2 separate regions of the Mus musculus genome follow, and region 2 is linked to region 1. Evidence: chromatin loops called from intact Hi-C (ENCODE). Cell type or tissue: heart. All regions are shown on one strand. Each heading gives the region's core, and the rest is flanking DNA. Links, peaks and the distances in the headings are about the cores only.

Region 1 (8,058 bases), core at 1,897-6,896:
ACCAAATTTCAGGGTTGACCCATGCTCAGGAGTGGCTGGCCCCTCTCCCTCTCCCTCTCCCTCTCCCTCTCCCTCTCCCTCTCCCTCTCCCTCTCCCTCTCCCTCTCCCTCTCCCTCTCCCTCTCCCTCTCCCTCTCCCTCTCCCTCTCCCTCTCCCTCTCCCTCTCCCTCTCTCTGCCCCCTCCCTCTCCTTCTCCCCCTCCTTTTCCTTTTCCCTTTCAATGGCATTTTTGAAGACTTTTAATCCCCATTTTGCATTTTTTATATTATTGGTCTTTTGCTTATTTAGTTTGGTTTTCATTTCATGTGTGTGTGTTTATTTTTTTCTTGTTTTGTTTTTGAGAGAGAGAGATAAAGCACAAAATTAGATGGGGGAGGAGGCAGGAGGTTCTGGGAAGGGTTGGGGGAGGTAAAATATGATCAAATATATTGTTTGAAAAGATATTTCAATTTAAAAAGTTTTTAAAGCCCACCAAGGTGGGATGGGGAGCTCGGTAAATAAAGTTTGCTGTTCCAGCCACAGGACCTAAATCAGGTTCCCAGGACACACAAAAAAATCAAAGATGGTGTCCCGGGCCTGTAGTCTCGCTGTTGGGAGGTAGACAGGTGGATTCTAACACCACTTTGGCCAGCCGGTCTAAACAAGCTGATGAGCTCCAGGATCAGTGAGAGGAGGCCCTGTCTCGAAAATGAAGGTGGGGAGTGCTGGAGGAAGTCACCTGGCCTTGAGCTCTGGCTTTACAGAAGTGTAAACCTGTAAACATGTACACACCATACATACACAAACATAAATACACAGCTTATTAAAACACTTACAAAGGTTTGCTTCTTATTCACACAGCTGCAATACTGCAGGGGAAATGAGAATCTGTTCACTGCGAGAGCCCAGGCTGGGGAGACCCACGCATATTTTAAACACAGCAACAGGTCTCCTAGATGAAACTAATGAGAAAGCTACTGGGTTTTAGCAAAATCACAGGTTCCTGGTGTAAACTGTAGCAGCCCACTTTTCAGACTCACTTGCCAGAGCTAGTCAAACAGACCCAGGCACTCAGCAAGGCTGCTTGTGAAGAAAGAAGGCCACCATGTATTCAGCAAAGGGAGAATGGAGGATAGCCGCAAAACAACTAGTTTCTTTATTACAAATTAGATACTGTTTCCTTTTCCTTTTTTCCTGCATACTTCTGCAGTTTTCCACTCCATGGAAGTATCTCCTCTTGCAACACACAGTGAGTAGAATGTTACAACATGGGGCTTGCAGAAGAAGGTTGCTGGAGACACATCTTTGAGAGGTATGTCTTGTCTCTAGCCCCTTTGCTCCCTCTCACTGCTTCCTGGCTACCCCAAGGTAAAGAGCTTCCCTCCACTGTTGCATGGCTGTTCTGATTTGCTGTAGTCCAGAAAGCCATGGAGCGGATGATATCTAAACCTGGATCCAATAAAACCCACCTCCATACCTCTGACTGTCTCGGACATTTTTATAGCAGGAGCACGAAGCAGACTGACCCACACATCTCCTGTCATCCGTGCTACGGTAGGCTTCATTTAAAATTCAAATCACTGCTTCATTTAAAAATTTATAATAACCATTTTTAAAGATTAAATGAGTTTTTTTTTACTTAATAGTCAAGTTTTGTATTATTTAGTTTGATCTATATTTTGAGTTTTTTTTTCTCTTTCCCCTCTAACTTTCTGACTAAATCTCACTTTCCCCCTTAAAATCATTTTTGATCACATCAGCTAAAATGTGAGTTCTGTCTTTTTTTTTTTTTTTTTTTTTTTTTGGTATGTAATAGCTTGAATGTGAAACGTCCCCGTAGGTCTGTGTTTGAATATTTGGTTCCCAGTTGCTGGTGATGTTCGAGCGCAGTGGCTCTCACCTTCCTAACGTTGTGACTCTCTAATACAGTCCTTCATGATCTGATGATTCCCAATCGTAAAATTAGGTTGAGTTGCTGCTTAATAACTGTAATCTTGCTACTGCTGAGTTAAAAGGTAGGTATCCGTGTTTCTCTTGGTTCTAGGCAACCCCGTGAAAGGGTCATTTGACTCTCAGAGGGCTCTCAGCTCAGGTTGAGGGCCACTGTTTTAGAAGACTGTGAAACTTCCACGAGGTGGAGAGAGCCTCACTTGGGGAAGTAAGTTTCTGGGTCAGGTCTTATCTTATAATTTACCCCCTTTTCCTATCTATTGCCTGCTTCCTAACTATGGCAGCAAGGTGAGCACTACCCCATGCTCCTATGGCTCTGTGTTCCCACCCACCCTGATGGTCTCTAATCCCCTCACACTGTAGCCAACATAGCCACCCCATCAGGTATTTGGTCACAGCAAGGAGAAAAGTTTGTAATATGGTCTGTTTTCTCAATCCCATAAAGCTTATCATGGCGTATCGCGCACCTACTAATTACCCCTACTTCTATTATAGCTTCTTTTTGACATGCCTCAACCTTAATTGTAGGTTCTATTCCTTCGCCAGAGATCAGCTCCTGAAATCCAATGCCGGGCTGTAAATGGCCTTCCTTACCTTGGTTTTCTTGCTGTCCGTCATTATCTTAGAACCTTGCTCGGCACTCTGTACATGTGAGATATTTATCTTGGAATAAGTCACTCACTAATCCCCCCCCCCCAATTCCCTTCTCTCAAGGAAGTAGTGGTGGCGTTTCCTGAGTCACCTACACCCCTCTTAGCATCCCACGAGCTGACTGGTGTGCTTTCTATGCGGCCGGCTGGGTTTAGAAGTTTAACGTGCATCTTCAGGATGGTGGTTTTGTCTAAATGAAGTTAATGGGCCCATGTGGGGGTTAAATAGATACCTTTGCCTTCATTAACGCCTTGCTCTTATCTGTTGAGCTTTGCCTGGGTGCACACACGTCTTCTTAAAGAGCCTCAAGCTTCTATGGGAAGTGAAAACTTGTTGCTCGTTAAACTTGGACGTTGAAAGCTGGACTTCTCTAGAAACTATTGTCCTTTCACAGAAGAGCCTGGGATGGTCACAGGGACAGATCTTGACTTACTTCTAAAATCAGACAATAAGAGCTCACAGAGAGGACCAGCTACCTGGCAGATGTTTTAAATAGAGTCTGGAAAACTCCACGGTGCATTCAATAAAAGATTCAGACAAATAAATGAACCAACAAAGAAACCCAAACTCTACGATGAACAGCCATGGTGCTCTATATTGTATATAAGTCTAGCAATTGAGAGGCTGAGGCGGGAGGACTACCATGAATTTGATGGAGGCCAGCTGGACTCTATAGTGAGTCCCAGCCTTTTTGGTCTTCAGAATGAGAGACTTTGTCTCAAAACCAAACCAAACAACCAAATAAGCTAGATACAGTGGTGTATATCTGTAATCCCATACTTGGAATTTTTAAAATAATAATGGCCAATTTTTCTGTCATGTTGATGCTTTTGATGCAGTTCTCCCCGAATGTGGGGCTCTGAGGGCAGCAAGACTACATCTGAGGGCCCTTTTTAACAAGTCTGAGAGGTTTGTGAAGGGAAACAATGGGGAAATATTCATTAACTCTAAGCCCTGAGGGGAAAGGTCAAGGCAGGTTATTCAGGGAGCAGTGTCTAAAAGGGCGCATGCAATCTTTTAATGGAATGAGAATAGTGGCAGAAAGTATTTTTAGAACAAAGGGTGAAGTTTTGGGGGTTAAACACAATTGCATCCAGAAGATGAATATCTTTTTTCTCTGTTTCTATCGGAAAAGTTACACTTAAAATATTGATTATCGTTATTTTTAATTTATGTTTATCCATAGGCATGAGTGTATGACACACTACAGTGCCTGTTGAGGCCAGGAGAGGGTGTCAGGTTCTCCGAGCTGCAGTTACAGGAGGTTGTGAGCCAGCCCTTTGGGTGCTGGGAACAAGACTCTGGCTTCTGACTGAGCAGCAAGTGCTTGTAACAGCCAAGATGTCGCGCCAGCTCCTCCTTGTTCTTCATACTGACTGGATTAGACAGTTTGATAACCGCACCATCTCAAATAACTTCTTTACATATTTGTCCTAATCAGAAGAGCTGAAGGTGCCCTGAAATTCCCCATAGCGCTTCAAATAAAATGGTACAATACTTTCAAAGGGGAAACAGAAACAGATAGTTAATTGATTTTTTTTTTTAAATAGCGTTTGCTGGGTTAAGTGCCTAGAAGAAAATTCTTAGGAAGAAAGCTCAAACTTCAAACTGCATCTATCTGATCCAGACCGCAGCAGACCTGACATCCCTCCTGGCAGCATCCATCCATCCGGTCCAGAACTGGGAATACCAAACACACAGCTGTGCGCGAGAACGGATGTGTTGACATCAGCTTTCAGTTTTTGTGCGATTCTGACAAGAGCTTTCTTCTTTTGTGACTGCCCCAACTGTTCCTCCCAGGCAGAAGGCAAGCAGCACTCCAAATTCACAGCAGTGTCCCCAGTTAGGGGACCTTGGAGCCATCCACATCGTGGGCACTTCAATGCTCTTTCAAAAGAATCAAGCAAGCCTAGCTTTCACAGTGGGCCTGACACTCGATGGCCACAAAACAGGAAGCTTTTCCTCTGAGCTATGCTATTTGCCGACTGATTTTATTTTTAAATCCACCCAGCGGACCGTCCTGTAAAGATGAAGCAGAAGGCTTTGTACCCCCAAATGAATCTTGCCACTTAATGAACGCATTTGCAAACTAATAATCTACTGGGCAGTCAGGCACCGTGAACCTAACTTAATTTCACTGGACTATAAATAGTCTGGTCAAGGGGCGGGGTCATGCCGAGGGCTTTCTAAATGCAGTGCCTTTAAAGCTGGCAGATGTTTTGAAGTCTTACTCTCTAATGTCTAATGTAATTATGAGTTAATTGGGACTAAAATGAAATTCGGCCAAAGGAGGATGATATTCGAAGGCCCTGCCTGTCTTGGAACAGTATTTCTTAGTGGAAATACAAAGGCTTTTTGTCTTTTTAGTTTTCCTAGAATTCGCTTCTGAGTGGCGGGGTAGCGCGCCTCGTATACCTGTATTCCACCGAGGCACGTTAATTCTGAAGTAATGAGTGCAAATGAATGGGCTTATTGCCTGATTCCAGTTGTTTAATGCAGTCAAGGGTGGATTGTTCTGTGACTTTAAGGCTGGTTTATCACTGAGTTGCAAGCCTGTGGGCTCTTTTGGCCTTGAAAGTAAAACCAAGTAAAATGTGCAGGTAAAATACATTAGGGAGTAATTTGCTTCCTTTCATAAGTGAGGAGAGCTTCCAGTGGCTCCTGCTCCACCCCATTCTCACTTGATCCCTGCCCTCACATCGCTCCACCCCTCCCCGCCCCTCCCCCACTCCCACTGCACCCTCCCTCCCTCCCCACCCTCACCTCACCCCCATTAGCACACAGGTCTCACACATCCCAACCTGGCCTAGAATTTGACACATAGCCTAAGGACTGGCCTTGAACTCCCAATCTTTCTTCCTCCACCGCCCCAGAACTGGGATTCCAGGTGTGTACCAACACACCCAGTTAATGGGAACAGAGCCAAGGGCCTCCGGATGCTGGGCCAGCCCTCTCCCTCCGGAGCTGCAACCCAGCTCTGGCTTTGTCCACAGCAGCTTTGAGAAGCTGGGAGTTTAGATTAAAGCCTGATGAAGGAGTTGTTTACCCGATGAAAAGTGTCTGGAGTTCTCCGGAGTGTGGCATCCACATAAGCTGCTCTTATAACTAGAGCCACGGCCCAGCCACTGTCTAACTGTCATTACAACATCCTGGAAGAAGCGGGGCCAGGTGTGGTTGATGATTTACCATTTTTCTGGACAAACACTGAGCCCACATTGCACTTTGTCCTGGGAACTATGACTGGCAGATTTGCTACATTGTAACCAATTTCTCTTTGAATTAAGGAAGCTGCTTTTGCTGTTTCATGGACTTCAGAATCTCCTCTCCTATATGGATAGCTGGCAAATCTTTTAAGCCAGGGCTTGTGTCTGGCTAGATTTTATTTCCGTGGAAAAGAACATGTGTACCTGATGAATATTTGGTTACAAGAGAAGCAAGATAATTGGAGTCTGATTATCAGCTCTTGAATTGATTGTTATTATTTTATGTGCATGGGGTGTTTGTATGCATGAAAATCTGTGCATGCTATGTGTACCTGATATCTGGAGACCACTAGAGAGCACTAGAGCCTCTGAACTTGAGTTAGGAACAGTTGTGAGCCACCATGTGGATGCTGGAAATTGAACCTGGGTCCTCTGGAAGAACAGCTAGAGTTCTTAACTGCTGAGCCATCTCTCCAGCCTCATTTTATTTTTAAGATTTCATTATGATTATTTTAAAATTATGTGTCTATGCGTGTGTCTGTGGATAGGGGTGTGTGCACCTGAGTAGAGGTGCCCTTGCAGTCCAGAAGAGGGTATCTGAGCCCCTGGAGCTGGAGTTGTAGGTGACTGTGAGCCACTGGGTCTGGTTAGTGAGAAATGAATTTGGGTCCTCTGGAAGAGTAGTATTCACTCTTAACTGCTGAGCCATTCCATCAGCTCCACCCACCCCCACCCCAATTGATCTTTTTAAAATGTTGCAATAGAGAGTAACTTTAGACTGATAAAAACGTCCATGCAAACAACAAACGAACATCTATAAATAGCACTCAGCTCATGTTAAATGCAACATGCCACAAACCAGGGACTTCCATGGTAATTATCCAAGACTCATGCTTTTAAACGTTTCTAGGGAGAATCAGCTCGCTCTGAAAGAGCCCGTGGTCTGGGTGAAATTGCAGAAAAGGTGTTGCGATTGCAATTAGTCTTCCCTGGTGGTAAATTCCCCAATGGCACCGTGCCGTCCCTTCTGCAAAATTAAATCTGCCTACTTTACAGAGCAGCCAAGACTCTGCAGGGTTTGGCTCTGTCTGGTGATTCTGGCCTCTTCAGTTCCAGGTTCCTTTCCTTAGCCCTGTTTCTTTGTCTAGCTGGATCCCACCTTTCTTTGGCCTGGGAGTGCAGCTCAGTTGATGGAGAGCTTGCCTAGCTAAGCCCTAGGTAAACCAGGCATGCTGCCACGTGCTTGTCAGTCCAGTGCTGGGGAGGTGGAAGCAGGAAGACCAGGAGTTGAAGGTTATCCTCAGCTACATAGTTGGAGGCCAGCCTGGGCTACAAGAGACCCTGTTTCAACCAACTGACCAATCAATCAACCAACCAGCCAACCAAGAACCACCAAGACAAAAGTTCATTTCTCTGGAAAACAGCTCCTCCCCTTTCCCCAAAGCCACGGCACCCAGCCATGGTACAGACATTAGCATTTTATAGACAGCAGGCACACTGAACTTTTAACATCATACAATGTTTGATTATTCCTTCCAGAACGTTCAAGTCCGCTACAGAGTTAAGATCACCCCTCGGCATGTGGTTCACTGGTATTTTATCCTGAGAGCAAAAGAAAAAAAGTCTGCTGTGGTTTGAGTGTTTGCGTCCCTTCGACAATTCATATTGTGAATGAAAAGCCCTGGAAAGGAGCTGTGTCCGCAGAGACTGGTGACTGATTAGAACTTCAGTCCTCCCCAGAGATTGGAGTACTGCGGGCCCAGAGGTTAATTTCCTTATCTTGGGCTAGTTCTAGCCCTCTGCAATGGCTAATCCTTGCCCGCCTCTGTGTCAGAACTAACATCTTGTGACTAATAGAAAACGACCCCTTAGAATGTATTATCTCGGAAGCTCCTACCAATCCAAGAGCTAAGAGTGTCAGCAGACAGCATCCTGGGTTTACAGACAAGCTCCTTGCATCTTGCTGTGCCTGCCTCTGCTGTGCACTCACCAACGGATTTTATTTAACCTTGCCTTGATTTATGACTTTCCTTGTTCTGTAAAACTATAAAAATGTCAGGAAGCTGCTTCCACATCGGAACATGGAATTTGGAGTTCCTGGGCTGTGGCTATTCAAAATGGCTACAGAATAAACTATCTCTTACTCCCTTTAAGATCAGAGAGTTGTTTGTTTTGTTTTGTTTTGTTTTAAATGTCAATAACCTCCACCCCCAGCCCCATTACAGCAGTGTTCAGAGATGTAACCTCTGGGAATGATCAGGCCCTTGGATCAGA
Region 2 (8,058 bases), core at 1,921-6,920, 65 kb before region 1:
GTGGCCTAGAACTCACTTTGTACATTAAGCTGTCCAGGGGCTCACATAAATATGTCCGCCTTTGCTGGGATTAAAAGCATGTGCCACCGCACCCTGGGTGCTTTGGGATTCTTAAGTTGTATTTTGTTGTAATTTATTTCTTTCTCCAAACACATACTCTTCTTTTTCCCGATATTATATTTGTAATATTTGTAATTTTACATTTTTCTTTTCTAAACAGTGTGTGTGTTGTTGTTGTTGTTGTTGTTGCCTATGAAGCCCTGGGGTAGGGAGAGGACTACATGACAGCAATCTTGGCTGACAACCCAGGTATGAGGAGACAGTAGGCTCATGCAGGGAACACATTCTGATGGCTAAGTTGGCATAGCGAACTGGCCTCTGAAAACATGGAGAGGAATAGGGGAGGGGTGCCCAGGTGCCCAGAAATAACTCAGTGAATTAAAAAGAAAAAGAAAAGAAAAAAGAAATGCACAAATCACTGAGCTCAATTTAAGAAGGTATGAGAATCATAGGCTTAAATCTCTATTTATAAAAAATCAAAGGAAACCAGAAAGAACAAAGACAAAGGGGGAACTGAGTGGAGCCTCTGTTAGGTAAGAGGCCGCCCTCTTGGATGTTATTGGGAAGGAACAAAGGGTCCCCTCCCCACCTATTGTGAGCTGGAAAGCCAAAGCTGGGCCCCCCCTGGCTTACAGGGTGCTCATATGTCTATTGGGCAGAAATACCATTGTTCTCCCAGAATTCCCATGGGTCTTTGCCACTGGGGGGCGGGGGAGAGGGAGGGAGGGAGGGAGGGAGAGCGGGAGTGGGGGGGGGGGCGGGGCAGAGGGCACCTGCCTCTCCCCTGGTCCTTATTTATTTCTCAACTGGTGGTGTGGGGAGCTGGGCTTTCTAAGTGGCTACTCTTGGGGTCTCTTTGCTGCTCTAACCTGCAGAGAATTTAACTCATCCACAGTTTATGAAACCGTGCTGCAGAGTTCACGGGAGAAAGGGCTGCAGAAGCGCCCAGACTGAGTGTAGAAAACTCGGAGCTGACATGGGCAAACAGACAATGTGGCTGGAACCCCCAAACCCCAGGAATGGCTGCAAACTAAGATACCTGGAGTCTCTGCTAAGGCTTGTACGTCACCATCATCATCGCCACCATTATTTTACTCTTCTTGTAATCTCAATGGTCATAGGAGCCAGATTTGGTGAGGCACACTATTAATTGGTCTAGGTCAGAGAGTTCTAGGTCAGCCAGGGATGCGTAGTGGGACTATGTCTCAAAGAAGAAAGAGACTATCATATGATTCTTACGATTCTTTAGAATTTTCAGAAGTATTCAGCATACTAGGATACATCAGAAAACTAGTGGCAAATGACTGGTCATAGTGACACAGGAAGCAGAGACAGACACAGGTGGTCGAGTAGTGAGACCCTGTCTTAAAAAGGAAAAAAAAAAAGGTAATTTTTCTATTTAGGATTTATTTTTATTGGTTATTTTATTTATTTACATTTCAAATGTTGTTCCCCTTCCTGGTTTCCCCTCTGCAACACCCTCCCTCCCCATCCCATCCTTCCTTCCCTTTGCCTCTATGAAGGTGTTACCCCCACCCCCCATTCCTGCCTCACTGCTCTAGTGTTCCCCTACACTGGGGCATCGAGCCTCTGCAGGGCCAAGGGTCTCTCTTCCCATTGATGTCCAACAAGGCCATCCTTGGCTACATATACAGCTGGAGCCATGGGTCCCCTCCATATGTACTTTTTGGTTGGTGGTTTAGTTCCTGGAGCTGTGTGTGTGTGTGTGTGGTCTGGTTGATTGATATTGTTGTCCTTCCAATGGGGTTGCAAACCCCTTCAGCTCCTTTAGTCCTTCCCCAGCTCTTCCATTGGGGTGCCCGGGCTCAGTCCGATGGTTGGCTGTGAGTATCTGCATCTGTATTGGTCAGTGCTGGCAGAGCCTCTCAGGGGACAGCTATACCAGGCTCCTGTCAGCAAGTGTTTCTTGGCATCAGCAATAGTGTGTGTGTGGGGGTGTGGGTGGTGGTGTCCGCCTAGGGAGGGCGGTCTCTGGATGGCCTTTTCTTCGGTCTCTGCTCCATTTTTTGTCTCTGCGTTTCCTTTAGATAGGAACACTTCTGGGTTAAAAATTTTGAGATGAATGGATGGCCCCATCCCTCAACAGGGGGACGTGCCTATCTACTGGAGATAGTCTCTACAGGTTCTATCTGCCCTCTGTTGGGTATTTTGGTTAATTTTTGGGTCCTGGGAATCTCCTGCTTCCCTGGCATCGGGGACTTTCTAGTGGTACCTCCAGTTCCCCATCCCCGACAGCTACATATTTCTGTTCAATTTCCTGACCCTCTGTACTTCTCTCCTGTCTCTTCCAATACCTGATCCTGCCCCCACCTTTCCCTCCACCTTTTAGGATTTATTTTTATTTTATATGTATAAGTGTTTTGCCTGCAGGTATATATGAGTATCATATGTGTGCATGGAGCCCATAGAAGCCAGAAGATGGAGTAGGGTTCCCAGGAACTAGAGGGACTTGTAGGCTACCACGTGGGTTCTCTGGAAGGGCAACCAGTACTCCTAACTGCTGAGCCATCTCTCCAGCCTCAAAACATGGCTACTTTTGAGCTGTGTTTAGACAGTGTTTGTAGTTTAGCACAGTCCCAGCGTTCCCATTTGACAAATGGCCTCCCTAGGAGAGCTGTAAGAATATGACTTGGCCTGCCAAGATGATACTTGTTTTGAAAATATTTTGCATGTTTTAGGTAAGGGGCACCCGTTAGCACTTTAGATCACAATAACACGGGCTCACATTTCTGTTGCATTAATCCACATGGGTTTCACAACTCGGCAGCGGCTCCCCCTCCCCCTCCGCCTCCCCCTCCCCCTCTTCATTTATTCAGGTCACTCTGAGAATTCTATTTTTAGAAAAAGGTATTTTAGAAGGAAGTGCAAGGGAAGATTTCAAAAGATATTATCTTGAAGCCTATGAATGTTTTTCAGATTTTCTTCGTAGGCCACGAGCTATTTGTTGCTTTCTGTGGAAGGGCCCTTCTTGCCTGGACTAGAAAAGCAATGAGGGAAACAAAAGACACGGGAATCCGTCTGCTCAGTGCAGCGTGGTCTTTTCTCTTCTTAGTCGTGTTCTTCTGCTGAGTGTGGAGAATTATTTGCTGACTCCTGCTAGGATTAAACTTCATATTTTAATTTGAAATTTACCTGCATACTCAGAACTCTTTGTAAATAAGAGGGGCGTGGTGGAACGCTGACATCAAACTGGAAACCGAGCCAGGTCCAGATGACTAGTCGCTCCTGTACGTTCCAACCTCCCCGGCCCTTTCATCAGAGGGAGGGCAGCAGCGAGCTGTGGAGTTCCTTCATGTTGTGTTGATAAAATACTGAGGGGACCCAGTTACTTAGGACACAACATGGAGAACAGGAAGCATTAGCAGGAAGTGGCCGACAAGGACACGCCCCCAGAGACCCTAGCTCTCCAGGGCCCCGCCTTCCACAGGTCCACCACGCCCAAGGTCCCCATGGCCCCGCCTCCCACGGGTCCACCATGCCCAAAGCTTTTTATTTTTATTTTTTTAAGATTTCGAATCCATCAGTAGATTAAATCGTTTGTTAGGACTGTTCCGTCATGATTTTAAAAATATAAATTTGTTTTATATTGATTTGTTTGTTTATTTGTGGTGTGTGTGTGTGTGTGTGTGCATGAGTGTGCGCATGTGGAGGTTGGAGGACAACTGTGGGAAGTGCTTCTCACCTCCCACCATGTGTGTGTTCTGTGGATCAAACTTAACTTATAAGACTTGGGACAAGTGCTTTGTTCCCTGAGGTATCCTGCCTACCAAATCCTTGTTTTTGAAACAGTGTCTCAGTATATAGGCCCAGATGGCCTAGAATTCTCTATGGAGTGGGCAGGGGCTGGTGCCATGAGGCTGAGGGAAACCAGCTTTAGAGAAAGGCTCTAGGCCTATGCAGAGGACCAGTCTACATGGCTGTAGTTTAGAGAAACTATTGGTCTAGTAGCCTGGGACACACAAGGCATGGGCCTGGCCTGGAGCATCGAGCCAAATCCTGCTGCCTGGGCTGTCCAAGGGCAGCTGTAAGCAGGAACAGCTCTGGCTAGATTTATCTCTCAATTTAAATCGCTAGTGTGAGGCTCTGCAGTTGGGAGTGGATGACATTTCTGATAAATCTACTAATGTGGCTCATGTCATTCCTCTCAATCTGTTTCTGCCCTATTCCAGTTTATTTTTCACTAGGACTCAACGTAGTCCTGGTTCTGACTCTGCAACATGTTTGTTTGTGAGTTTGTTTTTGTTTTTGTTGTTGTTGTTTTAAGACAGGTTCTCACTGTGTGGTCCCACCTAACCTGGAACTTCATAAACCAGGCTGACCTTGAACTCACAGAGCTCTGCCTGTCTCTGTTTCCCAAGTGCTGGAATTAAAGGTAACCCAGCCCATGTTACTCTTGAACTCATAGCACCTACACCTAACTGCTTAAGACCTGAACAAGACTGGGACATCAATACTCTGCCATGAATGGGGGACAGATTCACAAGCACACCTCCCCCACCCCTGGGGGGGGGGATCTATAGGCAGTTAATGGTGGCTGGTGAGAGGGATTTTCTTTAGTGGTATAGTCACTTATAAGGTGCCCGAGCTTCCAGAAGCAACTCTAAAGAAACTCACTGGGTCAGACATAAAAACAAAGTAAAATAGATGACATGAAACCGGGGGTTGGTTACAGGTGAGTTGGTCAGCGGGAGGGGACAGAGAGCAGAGAGGGTAATGGAGTTCAAATACGATCAGCCTACATTCTACACATCATGAAAAATGTCAGTGAAATTCATTCTTATGTATAATGAATATACTTTAATAAACATTCTTTTTAAACTGTTAGTCTGACAATTTACTTCCTGTCCAAGTTCTCTCAACAGTGTTCTTTTGGCCTTGAGGCAAAACCTAACCCTCAACAAACCTGTAGACCTGTATTTGGTAATGCTAGCCTAATCTATCCAGCGGTCTCTGCCCTCTAGTCACGGTCTCTGCCCTCTGGTCACGGGAGCCTTTTGTGCAGCTGTGCAGGGCCCACGCACCTGCTTCCACTGACTCCTGCCTGCATCTCTCTACTCCATTTATCTACAGAGGCAGCAGCTTATCTGTCTGCTCACAGGTCAAAAGTCACTGCTCCATGCAGCAGGCTCTGCATGGAGTATCCTGGTTCGGGCTCTCCGTAACTCTCATCTCCAAAGCAATTATTGTAAGAGTTATCAAAGAACCAAGTGCACAAAGCCTGTGATATGTCTCAGTGGGTAGAAGGGCTTGCTGCCAAGCCTGACAATGTGAGTTCAATACCTAGGACTGATTTCTGCAAGTTGTCCTGTGACTTGCACATGCAAATGTGGTAATGCTCCATCTTCTACCAATAGAATAGCTAAAAAATAAGTGCACAATGAGTTGTCAGACACTAGTCTTCTTGTCTAAGAATGAGAGCTGCACTAGGCTTATGTCACATGTAGGTCACATCCTTTTGCCTCTTTGGTACCTGTGATGGTTTGCATATCCCACGGAGTGGCACTTATTGGAGGAAGTGTGTCACTGTGGGGGTAGGCTTAGAGATTTTCCTCCTAACTGCCTGAGGATGCCCAATCTGTTCTTGAATTCCTTCGGATGAAGATGTAGAACCCTCAGCTCCTCCTGCACCATGCCTTCCTGGATGCTGCCATGCTTCCACCTTGATGACAGTGAATTGAACCTCTGAACCTCTAAGTCAATACAATTAAATGTTGTCATTTATAAGACTTGCCTTGGTCATGGTGTCTGTTCACAGCAGTAAAACCCTAACTAAGACAGTACCTAATGACCATGTGGCTTCTTTTCATAAAGAGTTATTTTGCACATGACAGAATGCATGACATAAATCATGGTGGAGTCAGGAGTCAATGCTATCCTCTTAACGGAAGTGCAGAGACTCAGCAAAGCATGTGTGGCACAATAGCAAAAATGGTGCAGTGGAAGATAAGCTGATATCTAGGGCTCAGTCAATTAACTTTCTACTCAACTCACCTTTCCAAGTTTCTTATTTTTATGTCTGCTAGAATTTGAACCTAGGCCCTTATGCATGCCAGGCCAACATACTACAACGGAGCTATAGCCTCACCTTTCTACCCCCAAACCCTTCTTTTAAAATTTTTGTTTCAAAACAGTCTCACTAAATCACTCAGTAGTTCAAGCAAATCTTGAACTTGAATTCCCCCTTCCTCAGGCTTCCCAGGAACTATGCGACCAGGCAGGGCTCATTGTGTCTCAAGAGTTGAACTAAAACACTACTTTTATAAGATAAATGAGGAAAAAGAGATAACACAATAAACCTGCCTCGTGAAAATGGTGACTCAAATGTATATTGTTTTGGCGATGTTTTTCCGTGGTCAAGTTACTACAATAAATACAATCTCCTACAGGATCTCATTAGTCGAAAAACTGGTACCCTCCACACTTGAGAAGCTTGGGAGTGTTTCAGGAAGCTCTGTCTCATCTCCTTATAGTAGTCATTGTAAGCATGGTTGAAGTGAAGGAGCCGATATCAACTACTGGAGTCCGCCAATGGAAGAGTGAACATGTATTGGTTTTCAGCCTACATTGTCTAATTGTCAGAAACGGCTGCACTTGAAGATTGGCTGAAATCCAATCTCTGTGCCTGGTGACTGTTGTTTTACTTACTGTTCTATTGTTGTGACAAAACACCACGATCAAGACAACTTTAGAACAAAGCCATTTAATTGGGGATTTGCTTACAGCCATGAGTTCATGACTGTTGAATCCAGGAGTATGATGGCAGGTGAGTGGGTAGGTGGGCAGGTGCTGGAGCAGTCGCTGAGAGCTCATATCTGATGTTCAAGTTGCGGGCAGAGAGTGCTAGTTGGGGGTGGTGTGGGCTTTTGCAACCTCCAAGCCCACGGCTGGTGACACACCTCCTCCATCAAGGCCACACCTCCTAATCCTTCCCAAACAGTTGCACTAACTGGGGACCAAGCATTTCAAAGGTAGAAGCCTATGCAGGCTGTCTTCTCTCCACACTCACACTGTCAAGCATCCAGTCTTTACTCTTTATAAAATGGACCCTGTTATCAGCTCAGGAAATCCCCTTCCCATTCGTTCTGTATCTCCTTTCCTGACTCTTTCTCTTACTTTTCAGCCAGAGTCAGCTTCCTAAAACATAAATAGGCTCATTAACATTCCCTCAATAAAGATCTTCTATGATTGATTCTTGGTTGCTTTTTTTTTTGTTCATTTGTTTATTTGTTTGTTTTGAGACAGGATTTCTCTGTGTAGCCCTGGTTGTCCTGGAACTCACTTTGTAGACCAGGCTGGCTTTGAACTCAGAAATCTGCCTGCCTCTGCTTTCCAAGTACTGGGATACCAAGCAACCGGCTTGGTTGCTTATTTTACTGGTTTTAAAACTTAAAACATAGCAACTGGGTCCTACCTGTTAGCAGTTCCACTAGGCTCCACCCAAGAGATACCTAGCAACAGCCAGGTGGAGCCAGGCTCCTATATGAGAAGTCTCTGTCTCTCTGTCTCCTGTCTGGTGGTCCCTTCCTCACTCCCCTCTCTCTTTCTTTTACTCTCCCTCTCCCCTTCCCCATGTCCCAGGCTGGCCTCTTCCTCTCTCCTTTCTCTTTCTGTCTTTCTCTGTTTCCTTCCTTTATCTGCCTCTACCCTCTTCTCCAGCTCCCAAATAAACTCCTTTTTATACTAAGCCTGTCATATGGCTGATTCCTGGGGGGAGGGAGGGGGGATGCCTGGCCATGGGAGTGCTCCCCCTCCCCCATCAGGGCTGCTACTGCAGCCATTTTATAAAACACAACACTACTTTCAAGCTAAAAATAGAGGCGAGAAGAAAATTGAAAACATATATAAGATAGAATGAGGCAAGGAAGGTAATAGGCAGACCTTTTGACCTTTGCCCCATCTCCCATGCCTTGGTCTATTTTCAAAGTACTTGGTAATGTATAAAGGATAGAGTTTTAGTTAGGCCATGGTTCTGGAAGC

Evidence for each region. Hi-C counts contacts between places; a loop is a spot of excess contacts. Peaks named below come from ENCODE experiments on the same cell type or tissue, not always from the same donor. Only the 100,000 strongest peaks of a DNase experiment are listed, where the experiment ranks them.
Region 2: a loop joins it to region 1, with 2.1 times the contacts of the local background. A loop is called at or near these places in 2 of 42 quality-filtered maps.

The regions. Positions count from the first base shown.
Region 1 is chr6:140,278,683-140,286,740 of GRCm38, reverse strand. Gm38917 (a long non-coding RNA gene) reads left to right here and starts at 1,006. Exons shown (of 3, transcript XR_869559.1): 1 at 1,006-1,292; 2 at 1,397-1,534. In heart, for the core only: no CTCF peak of the experiment used is centred there; a DNase peak (open chromatin) is centred at 4,320; H3K27ac peaks cover 530 bases.
Region 2 is chr6:140,344,164-140,352,221 of GRCm38, reverse strand. No RefSeq gene overlaps it. Among named protein-coding and RNA genes, the nearest start is that of Gm38917, 62 kb to the right of the region's middle. In heart, for the core only: no CTCF peak of the experiment used is centred there; no DNase peak of the experiment used is centred there.